Linked DNA regions of Mus musculus: region 2 is linked to region 1. The links are chromatin loops, found by intact Hi-C in ENCODE. Cell type or tissue: left cerebral cortex. All regions are shown on one strand.

Region 1 (8,000 bases):
ATGGAGGCTTAAGGGTGATGAAAGATTTTTCCAGGTGGTAATGAAGAGCAGTTAGTAGTTAAATCAGAATCTCTCTTCTCTGGTGTATCACCCAATGCATTTTGTAATTGGTTATTTATGTGTCTAAGTTTTTTATTTAGGAAACATGTATACAGTTACTCCCCAGGAGCCATTTCCCTGTACCCTGTACCCTTGTACCCTTAATTAGGGTGTTTGTAGCTTATTGGTTGCTCCCTTCACATCATAGGAATGTCATTGGAAGAGTGGAGAGACTGAGGTTGCACATAGGTGAATGGAAAATCTTGAAGCCTTCTGGCAACATGTGAACATTCCCAGAACCCAACAGTGCAAAAGTCAACATTTGCCATGATGAGCAATGGAGTTGTTTCCTCTTCAGCCAAGCTGAGATGACCAATGGAATTGTTTTTCCACCCTTTGCTGTGTTTCCACTCCTCTTTGAAAATCCTTGTTTAGGGTAGTAGTGGGGTGCTAACAGCACACATTCTAAAGCAGGGTGGCATTACTGAAAGATTTGATTGCACAATGCGCATTTGTCTGGAAAAGCTTAGGAATGTTTCATTTTAGCTTTCCTCTTGATAGAATCTATTTGTATCTCTGGGTTTATCCCTGTAGACTTGGAGGGAGTGGTGAAAGATGAACGGGCAGTGCTCAGCCACAAGGGGAGAAAAACGTCATCCAGCCCTTAGAATAGCAACAGCAATAAATATGGGCATGCAGTTCTGCTGCTGAGGCTGGAAAGGCAGGCCGGATCGCATTTACACACCCAACAGGCCTGCTTGGCTGAGACGACTTTGTCAGAATCATGCACAAAAGTCGATGCCTCCTTGGATGTTTGCTTTCTGAGCTGTGACTCAGCAAAGAAAAGAGAGCTCAGAGCACAGAGCCCACCACAGAATCTCTAGAGGAGATTCCAGCACCCTTCTGGCCCCAGGGGGACACTCTGAATTGACTTTAAAAAAAAAATGGATGTTTTATTTGTTTGCTTTTCAAATGTTATCCCCTTTCCTAGTTTCCCCTTGGGAAACCTCCCTCTCCCTGCTTCTATGACAATGCTCCCCCACCCACCCACTCCTGCATTCCCACCCTGGCATTCCCCTACATTGGGGCACTGAGTCTTCCCAGGACTAAGTGCTTTTCCTCCCATTGGTGTCTGACAAGGCCATCCTCGGCTACTTATGTGGCTGAATTGACTTTTGGGATAGCTGGCTCAGGGCTCTTGAAAGCTGAGTCCAAAGCTTCCCTACACATTGGTCTGAGAACTTGATGTTATCCACAGCTGCCCCAGCCATCAAGGTGCATACGTAACGGAGAAGGTGGAAATGAGGGCTCTTGTTGGTCATCAGTTATTTAAAGAAAGCCCATTGGATTTCAGCCACTGATTGAACAGAATCAGCATCTTTGCTCTGGAAGGTCCAAGAAGAACATGGCCCTCTTCTTTGGCAGCTCCTTGTCTTTCTTTCTCAGCCAGCACCAGCTATTTCTGGGACCTGCTTACTTTAACTTGTGCACCCATGTTCATAACTGTTCTGCTTTCACTCGCAGCTTGGCCATATGTGGCTGTGGTTTTATCATCTTTACTTTCTTCTGCTACTTGAAATTATCAAGACGAGGCATCTTTATAGCCTGCACATAGCAGGAGTCGTAGGCTGCAGCTTTCAGGCTAACCCAGGCAGCCAGTTCTCACCATGTGCCTCCAAAACCAAAGCATCACCTGAATCGGACCTCTTCTCTTTTTCTGTTAAACAGCTCTGCTCTGAAATGAGAAAGCCAAGCTCCTTCTCAGTGTGATCTTTGTGGTTCACCGATCTCTCAAACCTCTCTTCACAGGGAAGTTCTGGAAGCAGGCTCCCCTTGACCACATGACACCTATTTCTCTTACAAAGCCGCAGTAGGCAAAGGCTCAACCCTGGACTGTCATGTGTCTCGGTTACAAGCTGAGCATTATTTATGTCCATCTCTTGTCTATAGATCACAATATTGTTGTTGACTTGAAAAATATCATAGTTAAAAATTAAGGAAAAGTGCTTTGGATACAGACTCATCATGAAATTCAGCTCTGTATTTTGGTATCCTGGTTAGCTTAGCTCTGTGGGATCTTACTAAGACCCACAAGGTGAGCGGAACAGGTTTTTATAGCACTAGCTCCTGTGTTTATTCTGTCAACAGCCCTTGTGACATAAGGTGGCTAAGAAAAAATCCTGCCAGTGAGTTGAAGTTCATGCCAAAGGGACAGAGATGACTATTTGATGCCCAGAATCTACACAGTCTCCTCCTTTCCTATTTTTATATTCACGAAGCAAAATCAAGCAATGCTCACAACATTAGCACTTTCTCTAAAGCTATGTTTCTGAATTTTTAAGCCCCTTTCTCATATGCCTAGAGACAGTGAAGACACAAATTTAGCTCCCCACCTTCTATTTAGCAACAAAAAAGAATACCAAAGATATTTGCAAAATAAATTCTGGTGTATTATCGAATACTCTAAATTTGAATTGCAGAGGCATGTACTAAATGATCTTCCATCTCGGGAAAGATCCCCTTAAATATAAAAAGGGAAATGATAAGAGTGCCCAAGAAGAGTCTCTAAGTCACTTACTGGGAAATAGTAAGACATAGGCACATTCCTGGTGTTGTGTAGTTATGAGGTCAGGATACTTAAAATATACACAAGTACATTTTAAATTAGTAGGAAAATACTTTAGGAAACAACTAAATAAAAGGTACATTTTAAAACATAGGCATGAAAAAAAATAAGTAAAACATAGGCATTAAATACCCCTATGGAATGCACCTGTCCCAAGATTGTATCTGACATATCTCAGAGACATTCACAGTTGCAATCACCTATGAATAGGTCTCCTAATATCAAAACAACACAGGGAATGTGTACTAACCCTGATCTTACTAGTTTTATGACAATAGTAGAACACATTGGAAAGAGATTTTCTCCATGTTCCTGATGTCTCTTATCTTCATGTCATAAGTGACATTATAGAATATTAATACAACCACCATGGGTGTTTGTATAATAATCTACTAAACCAAGCACAAAATGAAGAAAGGAACTCACAAGGAGCTATAAGTAGCATCCTGGGATTTTTATTCTTTGTTGCCTTGTTATCTATTTTTGTTAGAAACTGTAATACTTTATAGTGATTCACATTATTTTAAGTGTGTTTTTGAAAAGTATAAATAGCTGAAATTTATTTAGAAATAACATCTGTTGTTTTGTTTTGTTTTTTTGAGATAGGGTCTTGTATTTGGCCTTGGAGTTGTAGTGATTCTCTTGCCTCTGCTTTATGAGTACTGGGGTTGCAAGTGTATGCCACCATGCCCAGTTTAGACTTTATAAATAAAAAGTTTCAAAGTCTAGCTGAAGTGCACGATAGAGTTGAGCCGACACCATGGTGTGAGCGTGAGTATGATCATGTAACCATGGAAACCAAGCCAAGAGTGTGTGAGTGAGTATGATAAGGTAGAAGCCCTGTGAAGTAATGTGTGAACGCCTTAGTTATGATTGGTTAAAATTAGCTTAAAAACCCTGGTCTGGCACTGTGACACACTCACTCAATCCTGGAGGCCAACAGAGATGCTGAGAATTGAGTCCACTGGAACGCTTGCCACCAAATGAGAACAAGCCCGCTCCATGCGGACCCAGCTCCAGCAAGATCCAAGAAGGAGAAGTCTCGGACCTTACCTGATGCTCCATCATTGGGCCAGGCTACAACATCAGCCAGACAGGAGGTTAGTGAAGCGTGTGTGTGTGTGTGTGTGTGTGTGTGTGTGTGTGTGTGTGTGTGTGTAGGAGTGTGATCCCATTTCATCACTTGATTATTGCTACTTATAAATAAATAAGCTGTTATAACCAAACCTCTGAGTCTGGGACTTCCTTTTTGCTTGTCATTAATCCCGATTCACGACAGTTTCACAACAGTTGGCATAAATCGGTAGCTGGGAAATAGCTGGGACCCTGCTTAGCAGCCTTCACTTAGCCGCTTAAGCAGTCGTTTAGGTCATGCTTTAATTTGCGGACATGCTAGAATTCGGACATGCTAACAGCCATTTAGCAGCTGCATACCACCACCTAGTGTCTCCGCTTTAAATTGCGGGCCATTTACCAGGCGGTAGAATTTAGTTATGCTCCTAGTCTGAAGCAGAGAACCTCTGGCCGTGAAGTCGAACGTCTATGATGTCTCCAAGGCAACTCTGATCCGAAAGGTGATGAGGAAGAGTGGGTAAATAGGCACAGACAAGTAGACCAAATAGCCAGTGGGGAGCCTAGTCTGTACTCAGCAGACACTGGCCCGTCTTATGACGCCTTGAAGCCAACTCTGATCCAAAAAGTGAGGAAGAGCAGGTAAATAGTGCAGACAAGTAGACCAAAGGAGCTAGGAGAGCCTGGGCCCATCACCTCAAAGCCAACTCTGATGCTCCCAAGGGATCCAGGTTGGAGGAAGAGCTGAGGGTGAGGGTAGAAGCCTCTAAGTCGAATGAGGGAGTGGCTGGCAAAAAGACTAGTGAGATGGGCAGATAAATTATTTAATGAATTATTGAATAATCCACTAAGAAGTAATATCACCTGGTATTTTAAAAAGAAAACAATAAAGGCACTGTACCACGTAGCTATAAACATCTCGAGCAGACTAAAAAGGCTCATCAAGGGTATGAAAAAGATAAAATTAGAGGACGTAGAAGCCTCTGACTCGGTGGAAAGAGCTTGGCAGGGTACTAACCACATAGTTAAGAATAAGACTAAGTGCAAGGAAGTTAAAACTGATGTCCCATCGACAGCAGTACAGCAGGTGGAACTTATCATAGAGCACCACAAAAAGGAGTACCTAGTATACTCATGAAGACTATAGTCGATTTGGATAAGTCGATTTGACTTATGGTCAAAAGGCTAACCATGAATATCACAAAACGACGGACTCCAACCCTTTCAAAAATGCCCTAGAGTCAGGACCAGTGTGTCACTACCTGTGGGAAGCCATTCCGAACTCCCTGGCCAGCCCAGGCCGCACCCTAAGATGGCACCTGACAGAAATCTGTGCCAGGCAGTAAACAAGCCCATATTTGGTGGATGACTCGCCCTTAATCCCTGATTGGCTGAGCAAGCCTGCCTGGTGAGGTGATGTGACCTGCAGTGATTGGTTGAGGCGTGGTTGTGGCTTGAGCGCATAAAAAACGCTTGTACCTGAGGCTGGAGGCTCCGGGGAGTTGAAGAGAGAAGCTGTCTGAATAAACTGCATTAAGAACTGGTGGTTGCGTTTTCCTTGCTGGTCGAGGCGGACGCAACAACTACCAGTGACAGCCTCCGGGCTTCTGATGCGGGTAAGAGTTCCAGACACGCTGGCCCCACAGAGATGATAATGGAAACCAGAGCGTATACCCCACAGGAACTTAAAGAACTTAGAAAGGATTATGCCCAGAACGACATGAAAAATGCGCCCTACATAGTAAGACTGTAGGAGAAGGGAGCAGATACAATAACATCAGACCAAGAGATGAGCAAAATTAGGAACATGGTGGAAAATCCTGTCATGTTCAATGCTCTAGAGCACATTTTAGACAGTACCCAAGGAGATTTATCCAATCATCTACTGCATGATTGGATAAATGCAGCTTGGAGATATGCGTTCTCCTCCTTAGATATAACTAAGTTTGAGGCCTCAGCAAAATGGAATAATTCACAGGAAGCAATCAGTTAGCAAGAAAATTAGGAGTACTCTACTTCATTTACAATCAGGTACCCGCCCCACAGGCAGCACCAATATTGGCCCAGCTTAGGAAAATCCTGTTAAAAGGAGCTTCATAACTTCTCAGGATGGCCTAGCAGGACCACTGCAAGAATGCCAAACTATGGCAGATGCCATAGACTTCTTAAGATCATACAGAGAGTTAGACTCAGAGAAGGCAGTATCCCTACCCATAAAAGGTAAGAAATTTAACAAAATGAGGAGAAGGCTTAAAAATCTAAGAGCATTTGGAAGGAGAAATACCAACCTCCCAATTAGATCAGGACCAAGCAAACCATGGAATCCCACCAGACACTTGTTTGGGCAAGTTCCTCATAGGCCCTTTTAGGGCAAAGGGGGCCCAACAGCTGAGGGCCCCCTTACCCAGGATTCAACAACCAAAGGCCAAATGTAGGGGTGAGACCCATGAACATGCTGCCATTCAGGAACAACCTGAAAGGACAAGGATGTCTCTTTCAACCTCAGGGATGCAACATCTAAAACCCAGAATAGCACTACCCATCATACTCCGATGGCACCACCAAAGTAGTTAAATGGCTGTTGGACATGGGTAGTGAAATTAACATATATGCCCTAGATGAAGTACGGATATTGAATACAGGCAAGATTAAAGGCTACATAGAAGTAGAGGGAGTTGGAGGCAAAGTCATAACCCCCATAACTATATTAATATTGCAAGTATGTGATAAAAACTATGAACTTGATTTCGTTCTGTGCAGTGCCCCAGAAAATGTCATAGGGATACCTATAACATACAAATTATTTCTGAAATTTTTGAATTATAAAAGAATACCAAAGATACCATTGGCTACAGTCAAAATCCCACAGGTAGAACTACGTAAAATGCCACCCTCTTTCATACCACAATAGGTATGAAGAGGTGGGATAGAGGAAGTAAAGGACACCATTCAAATGTTATTAAAAGAAGCTATTATAGAACAAACACAAAGCTTTAACTACAACAGCCCCATTTAGCCAGTAAAGAAACCGGATGGCAAATGGAGATTCACGGTAGATTTATGGAACATAAATAACCTATCAGAGTAGATGCCTGGACAATTACCAGATGTATCAGACAGGTGGCACCTAAATGGTTAGCCACCACAGAGCTATATATAGAAGCAGACATGTTCTTTGGCATTCCCCTACATCCCAACTCTAGAGAAATCACCATATTCTCATGGGAAGAGAAGCAATATCAATTTACTAGAGTTCTACGAGGATACAAAACCAGCCAATTATAGCACACAATGCTTTGAGTTGGGCTTTAGATTCATTCCACACAACAGAAGAAGTAAAAATCTTTTCATATGTAGATGATCTCCTATTGATAGCAAACAACAAACAAATAATACATAAAACAATAGCAGACTTAATTGCACACTTAACAAATGAAGGATGGACAATTAATAAAGACAAAGTAAGGGGACCAGCAGAGGAAGTTAAATTCCTTGGAGTACACTGGTCAACTAGAGGACCATCTGTTCCCCAAGAAGTAATTAACAACTTTAAAAAAAATTACCAAGACCTCAGAATAAGACAGAAACCCAGTATTTAATAGGTTTATCTGGGTATTGGAAGCAACATATACCATACCTGCAATTGTTGCTCTAACCATTATCAGCATAGTACAAAAAGCATCTGATTTCTCCTGGGAACCACACCAGGAAGAAGCAGTAAAATTTATATTAAAATATAGAAAGCAATTTAGTAATTTAATTTATATCAATGCAGATAACACAGTGATAATAGATATCATTTTATAAAGGGATATGGCAGTTGGAATATATTTGTTAAACAACCACAGATTAAACCAATCGGCTTTAATTGCAAATGCCTCCCTTGGTCAGACGCCAAGTATTCACTCTTTGAAAAATCAGTATGGACTGCCTATGAAGCATTCCACAGGTGCCACAGTATCCTAAGACGGAGCCCGGTGGTACTCCAATCCACCGTGCTCATTCTTGAATGGGTAAAGGCACAAGAAGAGGCAAGGGCAGGGCTGCTGATAGAAGGAAATGGTACCTCTCAGAGTTCCTTCAAGGAGCAAACCTGACTGTATAGGGGACCATACCAATAGTGTCGGAGCAAATACTGGAACTGATTATCAAAAGCCAGGTACCAATCACACTTGACACCTCTCCTCCCTAGAAATAGGAACATGGTTGTCAGGTAAATACTCCCCCTCAATGGTTAACGCCTGGTTTACTGACAGCTCAGCCA
Region 2 (8,000 bases), 320 kb before region 1:
AGCAACTTGGAGGATGAGGTGGATGTTAGCTGTGAATTCAGAGCAGCACACAGGCTATCATGTGTGGCGGTGATCCTTGTGCAATTAAAAAAGTAATTAAAATTTTTATTTTATTTTATTTTATTTATTTGTGTACTACCAGCTTGTCTTAGACCTACTAGCCACACAAGTAATGACATAGATACCTATTAATTTTGAATGCTTGTCTGTAGCTTAGGCTTTTTCTCAATTGACTCTTATACTTAAAATTTTACCATTTAGACTAATCTGCATTCTGCATTCTGATTAACTCCTGAGTATGGGCAACTGCTTCTTCCTTCATGTCTGGTGGCAAATCACCTGCCTTTGACTCTTTCCCAGAGTTCCTAACTCTGCATGGAAGTCTCACTTGTCCTTTCCTTCTTTGTTATAGGCTGTTCAGCTCTCTATTGACCAATAAAATGGTGATGGAGACTATGATTACAGAACTCTGAGACAAGTGATGCTTCATAAAAATAACAATACCAAAGCTAGGTAGGTAGTTAGATCTCTGTCAGTACAGAAATCAGCATTTGAATAATACAATCTTTACACAGAACACAGAAAAAATCACCCGACATTTATGTGTGTGTTTGTGTGTGACACACAAAGACTGTCAGTTCCCCTGAAGCTGAAAGTTTCAGGCAGTTGAGAGCTGCACAATGTGGGTGCTGGGAACCACATTCAGGCCATCTAGAAGAGTAGCAAGCATTCTTAACCCATGGATCATCTCTCCAGTACTGAACTCTAGACTTTATAGGGGGGGGACAAGAAGTACAGTCAAGGAGTCTTGTCAAACAGTGATCTGGTTGGTCGTGATCTCAATTCTGGCCACATGGTTTTATCAGTGCCAAAAATTGTTGCTACTTGGCGGTTAGAGGGGCATCTCCTTCTGATACCCACAGTTAAGGGCCATAATCACTTGACAGGGTGTTACCTACTGCCCCTTGATCCTATCAGATGGTTACTCCTGATTAGGAGAACAGTATCGTTTTGGAGAGACCTGTTTAGAAGACTGGTCAGCTCCTGGAAGAGGTAATGACAGTGGACTTCTCGGTGCCACCTGTAGGAGTGCAGAACAGGATGTAAAAGCTGGTAGTTGATAACATCTTAGTTACTCTAATCTTGGTGTCTTCAACCATGAAGGTAGATAGTATATTGGCAGCTTCAAATGACTCTCCTTTAAATGGTTGACAGTAGGATATGGGCCTATCCTTGGGCTTTGAGAGTGAGTCAGGAATCTCATGTGAATTTATAAGGCTATACATACAAGCAGATGAATACTAAATGAAGGTAGAATGTCAAGCTTATTCCTCATTTTAGTTACCAAGAAGGCATCTATAGGCCCAAATGAAGAGTTAGTACTTTTAGCAGGATTTTTAGCAGAAATAGCCTTTAAGTCTCTTTTGTAGACTGTGTGTGTGTGTGTTTGTACACATGTGCACACGCGCGCATGCATGTAAAGGCCAGAAGTTGGGGGTCTTCTGTGGTTGCTTTCTGTCTCAGTCACTGTTTGATTTCTGTAAGGAGACACAGTAACTGTTAAATATGAAAGTGCTGCACAGACACCACCACTCACACATGCAATTGGCAAGAGTGTTTTTATTTTGTGAAAGCAAGAACCCTGCATGCAGCGGTTAGACACTTACAAAAGTGGTGAAGACAAAAGCATGCAGGTCTTTTTATAGGGAGCAGGAGGATTTTAGCTAGGGTTAGGTAATCTAAAACTTTATTGGTGGAAGCCAGAGATGTTACATGGGTCAGTTTACATGGCTTGTGTCCAGGTGGTCAATGAACAGCATTCCTGTGTCATGGGTGTTTAATCACAGGATGAAATACCTAAACCATATAAGGCTGTCCAGCACAGATGGGTCATCCTGAGATAAGATAGTTTACCATTCTTGTGGTTATCTTCAGGCTTTTTTCTTTTTTTCTTTTCTTTTTTTTTTTTGGGTGGGGGATTTTATGGTCTTGTCCCTAGAATTTATGGTCTGTTTCTGGAGCTGGAACTGGGGGGGTTGGGAGTGGCATTTATGGTCAGTTCCTGGAATGGATGATTTTCCTTTTGAAGTCAGGCCTGGTCCTAAAATGAAGTTTATGACATCATGTTAGTAACACTGACAAACCTTATAAAAGAAAGCATTTAATTGGAGCTGGCTTACATTTTCAAAAGTTTAGTCCATTATCATCATGGTGGGGATGACTGCACAAAGGTAGACATGGTGTTGGAGAAGTAGCTGAGAGTTCTACATCTGGATCTATAGGCAGTATGAAAGAGAAAGCCACTGGGCCTGACTTGGGCTTTTGAAACTTCAAAGCCCACATCTTCCCCCAATCCCCTAGTGGCACACTTTCTCTAACTAGGCCACACCTTCTTCAACAGGGCTACAACTCCTAATCACTTTCAAGTAGTATACTCCCTGATGAGCAAACAATCGAATATATGAGCCTATGGGGGCCATTCTTTTTCAAACTACCACAGTCTCCTCTATTATTCTTTTCTGAGACAATCTCTCACTGAATTTGGAACTCACCAACTGGTTAGACTGGTGGCCAGTGAGCTAGTGACCTGGACATTCTTTATTACAAGTATGTATCCTAATGGCTTGCAGTAGGCCATTCAGAATGGGCACTGCTCAGGGAATCCCCAAGTCCTTCCCACTCCATGGATTTTGCGCTTGAGGATCCATTTGCTTTTTTAGTGCTGGGATCAAACACATTCTCTACTTTGGGGGCTATGCCCTGTCTAGATGTCACGAGTCTTGGTGTGGTCTAGACAGGGCTGCTTTACAAACTCATGGGTGCTAAGGTGAACTGTTGTCTAGAAGGTCCTCAATTGTATTACTGCTGCCCCTGGGGCAGGGGCTGGGGTGGGGGTGAGGGTGAGGGAGGGGGTTGGGTTGCATTTGGCCTGGATACTTTCCATTCCACAGAGATGTGAAAAAGGAGGCTTCCTGAGTTAAATGTCTAACCCCAAAGTCCTCATTCTTTGGATGTTGCTATTATTCGTTGCCTGCAAGGAGGTATTGATTGCTTTATGTAGACGTAGGCAGAGCTTAGTATTTGAAATATTAGGTGGCCTCAGCTTCCTCTCTGTGTGCCTGTTCTTGTTCCTCTGAAAACATCTCCTTCTACTTCTAGTTTTGGTTCTGGTCTTCCTTCTCTTCTTCATTTGAATCTTTGTTTTCGAGAACAAATTCAGGCTGTGCATGGTGGTGCATGCCTACAGTCTCAGCACTTAGGCTATGGTAGGATGATTGTCAATTTGAAGCCAGCCTGGGCTACATAGCAAGCCCCAGGCAGCTCGAGGTATAAGACCCTCTCTTAGGACAGACAGACAGACAAGCTCCTCATTAGACACAAAAAATAACAAACAAAAGGGAATACAAAATTCAAATGAACCTTTAGTAAAACTCTTCTACGTCAGGCTTTTCCTCGGATTCCCGAAGACACCGCACCACACTGGTTCGTAGCTTACTGTGTTAGGTGGAGTAGCCGCACCACACTGGTTCGTAGCTTACTGTGTTAGGTGGAGTAGCCGCACCACACTGGTTCGTAGCTTACTGTGTTAGGTGGAGTAGGACTGAAACTGTTACTTAACTGCAACTTCCTGATTTTTCTGACTGTCCACTCCATCTGGCCAGTACTGCACACACAGGGCACTTTGGTCAGGAGCCAGCAGAGGGCAGCAGAGGTTCCTTGTTTCAGCTCTGCTTTTTGCTTTGTGCCAGCACTCCTGAGCATCCCCTTTCCTGGCTCAGCCCCCCTCTATTATTTCTCCATTAATATTTAAGGTCAAATCTCAGAACATCTCCCCCGCTCTTACTGGTGTGGAACCTGCCTGGCTATTTAAAATGGAAGCTAATCTAGAGGAGTTAGTTTTGAAACTAAAGGGTTATTAAATCTGAAGATTTCCTACCATGATGGGAATAGCATAGTTCACGTGCTCCATTCCTTAAATGACGGTGATGGGATAGCTGCTGAGACTTGTTAGGGTGGTTGCGCATCTTGAAGACTGAACATCCTTTGTCATCTCAGGGGACTCTCACTCACACTCAGGGGATATCTAACTTCAAAGTGTCAAACCAGTTCCAGCTACATCATATTTATAGGGCCAAGAACAAGAGGAATACCCTTTACTGCCAAATTATTAAGAGTTTAAAACTAGTAACTTTTTTTATTAGATATTTTCTTTATTTACATTTCAAATGTTATCCTGCAACTTCCCTATACCTTCCCCCTGCCCTGCTCCCCTACCCACTTCTTGGCCCTGGCGTTCCCCTGTACTGGTGCATATAAAGTTTGCAAGACCAAGGGGCCTTTCTTCCCAATGATGGCCGACTAGGCCATCTTCTGCTACAGATGCAGCTAGAGACATGAGCTCTGGGGGTACTGGTTAGTTCATATTGTTGTTTCACCTATAGGGTTGCAGACCCCTTCAGCTCCTTGGGTACTTTCTCTAGCTCCTCCACTGGGGGCCCTGTGTTCCATCCTATAGGTGACTGTGAGCGTCCACTTCTGTACTTGCCAGGCACTGGCATAGCCTCACTCAAGACAGCTATATCAGGGTCCTTTCAGCAAAATCTTGCTGGTATATGCAATAGTGTCTGGGTTTGGTGGCTGATTATGGGATGGATCCCCGGGTAGGGTAGTCTCTGGATGGTCCATCCTTTTGTCTTAGCTCCAAACTTTGTCTCTGTAACTCCTTCCATGGGTGTTTTGTTCCCTATTCTAAGGAGGAATGAAGTATCCACACTTTGGTCTTCCTTCTTCTTGATTTTCTTATGTTTTGAAAATTGTATCTAACCAGTAACTGATAGCATCAAACTAAGTACAGGATGCTTCTGAGCTTGTGAAGCCAGCCCTGTCCCAAATTTCATGGGATAGGCTCTTCTTTTTCCTAGACTATGGATTTAATACAAGGGCTTCCCATATCAGGAACCAGGATCCCAAAGAGTGAGAAGACACTTGATAGAAGTGAGATTTTATCTGACAGATGGGTGGTACGTGCTGTTTTAGGCTCTGGCAATTACAGAGAAAACAGAATGAAGTCCCTGCTTTTCATGGGGCTTGCACTCCATTCAGTAGGACAACATGCATGGACGCGAACTCCTGCTTACAGCGTGCCTGCCCGATGGTGGCAAGTGATCTTGAGGAAGGGGAACAAAGCAGGGAGGATAAGGATATGGTTCCAATGTGGGACAGAGAGGCTTGAGATTTTGCTCGAGGTTGTTAGGAAAGGCCACATGGATAAAATAGGAGAAAAGGGAGTGAGGGGTTTGAGGGGTGATCATCAAGGCGGAGTTGGTGGCCAGTACAAAGGTCCTGTGGTTTCTGTTTGAAGGTGGTGTGGTTGGCAGGAGGGATCTGGAGCTGAGAGGATGGATGAGGAGAGGGAGGCCAGATCCTAAAAATGAGGACGTTGGCTTTGGCCCCAGATGAGAATTTATAACAGAAGAAGGCCCAGATCTCACGTTAAGTAAAGAGCTGCTTCTGGTGACCAGAGGCTTGGAGACATCACATCAAGAGCAGATTTGTTGGAAGGGCTCAGGCAAGCATACACGGCTTTGACCAAACTGTTCCTGGTAGAGGCAACGAGACAGATTCTAGAAAAGCTGCACGCCTCAGAGGGCAGGTTCTGGGTCACTCTAGTCTCTCTATAATTGTATTGTGAAACTCGTTCTCCAGTATATGGAGGTACTAATTAGTATACATTTAATGAATCACCAGTCATCAAGTGAATGAATATACATAACAATAGGCTTTTGTATAATAGCTTTCTTTTTTTTTCAATTTTTATTAGATATTTTCTTCATCTACATTCCAAATGCTATCCCAAAAATCTCCTATACCCTCCCCCTACCCTGCTCCCCTACCCACACACTCCCACTTCTTGGCCTTGGTGTTCCCCTATACTGGGGCATATAAAGTTTGCAAGACCAAGGGGCCTCTCTTCCCAATGATGGCCAACTAGGCCATCTTCTGCTACATATGCAGCTAGAGACACGAGCTCTGGGGGTACTGGTTAGTTCATATTGTTATTCCACCTATAGGGTTGCAGATCCCTTCAGCTCCTTGGGTACTTTCTCTAGTTCCTCCATTGGGGGCCCTGTGTTCCATCCAGTAGATGACTGTGAGCATCCACTTTCTTAAGACACTAGGTGAGCAGGGTGCCATGCCTGCAAGCTTTGGAGGCAGAGCTGCAAGGTTCTGGTTCAAGAGTTTCACACCGAAGATGAACCCCAGGAGATGAAGCAGAAGACATGTAAGGATGTGGTCTCCTCCATTTCGAACTTCCTCATCTCCGAGGCCTTGCTGTGAGTCACTCCATATATCTTAGGGACAGCACAGCATATGAGGATTGAGAGTCACATGGATATATGACATGAAGAATGTGGTGACAGTTTCTCCTCCTGTCTGCAGATGAATTGGTCTAGAAAACGGAAAGACTCAATAAATGGATGTAAAAACTCTACTTGTTAAGAACAAGTTGGGCTTTGAAAAGTGATCTCCATAGCTCAAATATAAAACAATTATGGAAGTGCAAAACAATGTCTTGAGGTGTTAGGCCCATGATATCCACCTCTGTGAGTGTTGATAGAATTGTAAATAATGTTGAAATGGTATCATCTCAGTGGTCATTTCTTTTTACAGCTCCTGTACAAAGTGTATTGTGAAGAATCTGTTTGGAAGTCAGCATGCACCCAGAGTGAAATTTAAGCATCAGTCTATATTTTTAATAAGCATTCTGATAAAAAAAGATATATAACACACTTAGAGTAAAGAAAGAATTCTTTGACAGTATTTTGTTGTATTTATTCTCAACTAACTTCTATTAAATCTGTAATAACATTTAAGGCCATTTTACATTAAACAAATTCTGGTTTTTTTTATTAGATACTTAAAAAATTTTTTTATTACGTATGTTCCTCAATTACATTTCCAATGCTATCCCAAAAGTCCCCCCCACACCCCCCCCCACTCCCCTACCCACCCATTCCCATTTTTTGGCCCTGGTGTTCCCCTGTACTGGGGCATATAAAGTTTGCCTGACCAATGGGCCTCTCTTTCCAGTGATGGCCGACTAGGCCATCTTTTGATACATATGCAGCTAGAGTCAAGAGCTCTGGGGTACTGGTTAGTTCATAATGTTGTTCCACCGATAGGGTTGCAGATCTCTTTAGCTCCTTGGATACTTTCTCTAGCTCCTCCATTGGGGGCCCTGTGATCCATCCAATAGTTGACTGTGAGCATCCACTTCTGTGTTTGCTAGGCCCCGGCCTAGTCTCACAAGGGACAGCTATATCACGGTCCTTGCAACAAAGGCTTGCTAGTGTATGCAATGGTGTCATCGTTTGAAGGCTAATTATGGGATGGATCCCTGGATATGGCAGTCTCTAGATGGTCCATCCTTTTGTCTCAGGTCCAAACTTTGTCTCTGTAACTCCTTCTGTGGGTGATTGTTTCCAATTCTTAGAAGGAGCAAAGTGTCCACACTTTGGTCTTCGTTCTTCTTCAGTTTCATGTGTTTTATATACATTTCAAATGCTATCCTGACAGTTCCCTATACCCTCCCCCCACCCTGCTCCCCTACCCACCCATTCCCAATTCTTGGCCCTGGCATTCCCCTGTACTGGGGCATATAAAGTGTGCAATACCAAGGGGCCTCAATTCCCAGTGATGGCCAACTAGGCCATCATCTGCTACATATGCAACTAGAGACACGAGCTCTCGGGGTACTAGTTAGTTCATACTGTTGTTCCACCTATAGGGTTGCAAACCCCTTCAGCTCCTTGTGTGCTTTCTCTAGCTTCTCCATTAGGGGCCCTGTGTTCCATCCAATAGATGTCTGTGAGCATCCAGTTCTGTATTTGCCAGGCACTGGCATAGCCTCATATGAGAATCTATACCAGGGTCACCTCAGCAAAATCTTGCTGGCATATGCAATAGTGTCTGGGTTTGGTGGCTGATTATGGGATGGA

What was found. A loop is a pair of places that touch in the nucleus more often than their neighbours do. Peaks named below come from ENCODE experiments on the same cell type or tissue, not always from the same donor. Only the 100,000 strongest peaks of a DNase experiment are listed, where the experiment ranks them.
Region 2: it touches region 1 in a loop (8-fold over the local background); 29 of 42 quality-filtered maps call a loop at or near these places.

The regions. Positions count from the first base shown.
Region 1 is chr1:17,119,515-17,127,514 of GRCm38, forward strand. Gm31982 (a long non-coding RNA gene) reads right to left here and starts at 5,054. Exons shown (of 4, transcript XR_865203.2): 1 at 4,999-5,054. It overlaps Gm28783 (a long non-coding RNA gene), which reads left to right and starts at 1,083. Exons shown (of 2, transcript XR_373222.2): 1 at 1,083-3,765. In left cerebral cortex, CTCF peaks have their summits at 683 and 4,107 (motif pointing left); DNase peaks (open chromatin) are centred at 722, 1,544, 3,537 and 4,116; H3K27ac peaks cover 1,207 bases.
Region 2 is chr1:16,794,819-16,802,818 of GRCm38, forward strand. No RefSeq gene overlaps it. Among named protein-coding and RNA genes, the nearest start is that of Ly96, 110 kb to the left of the region's middle. In left cerebral cortex, a CTCF peak has its summit at 3,699 (motif pointing right); a DNase peak (open chromatin) is centred at 3,695.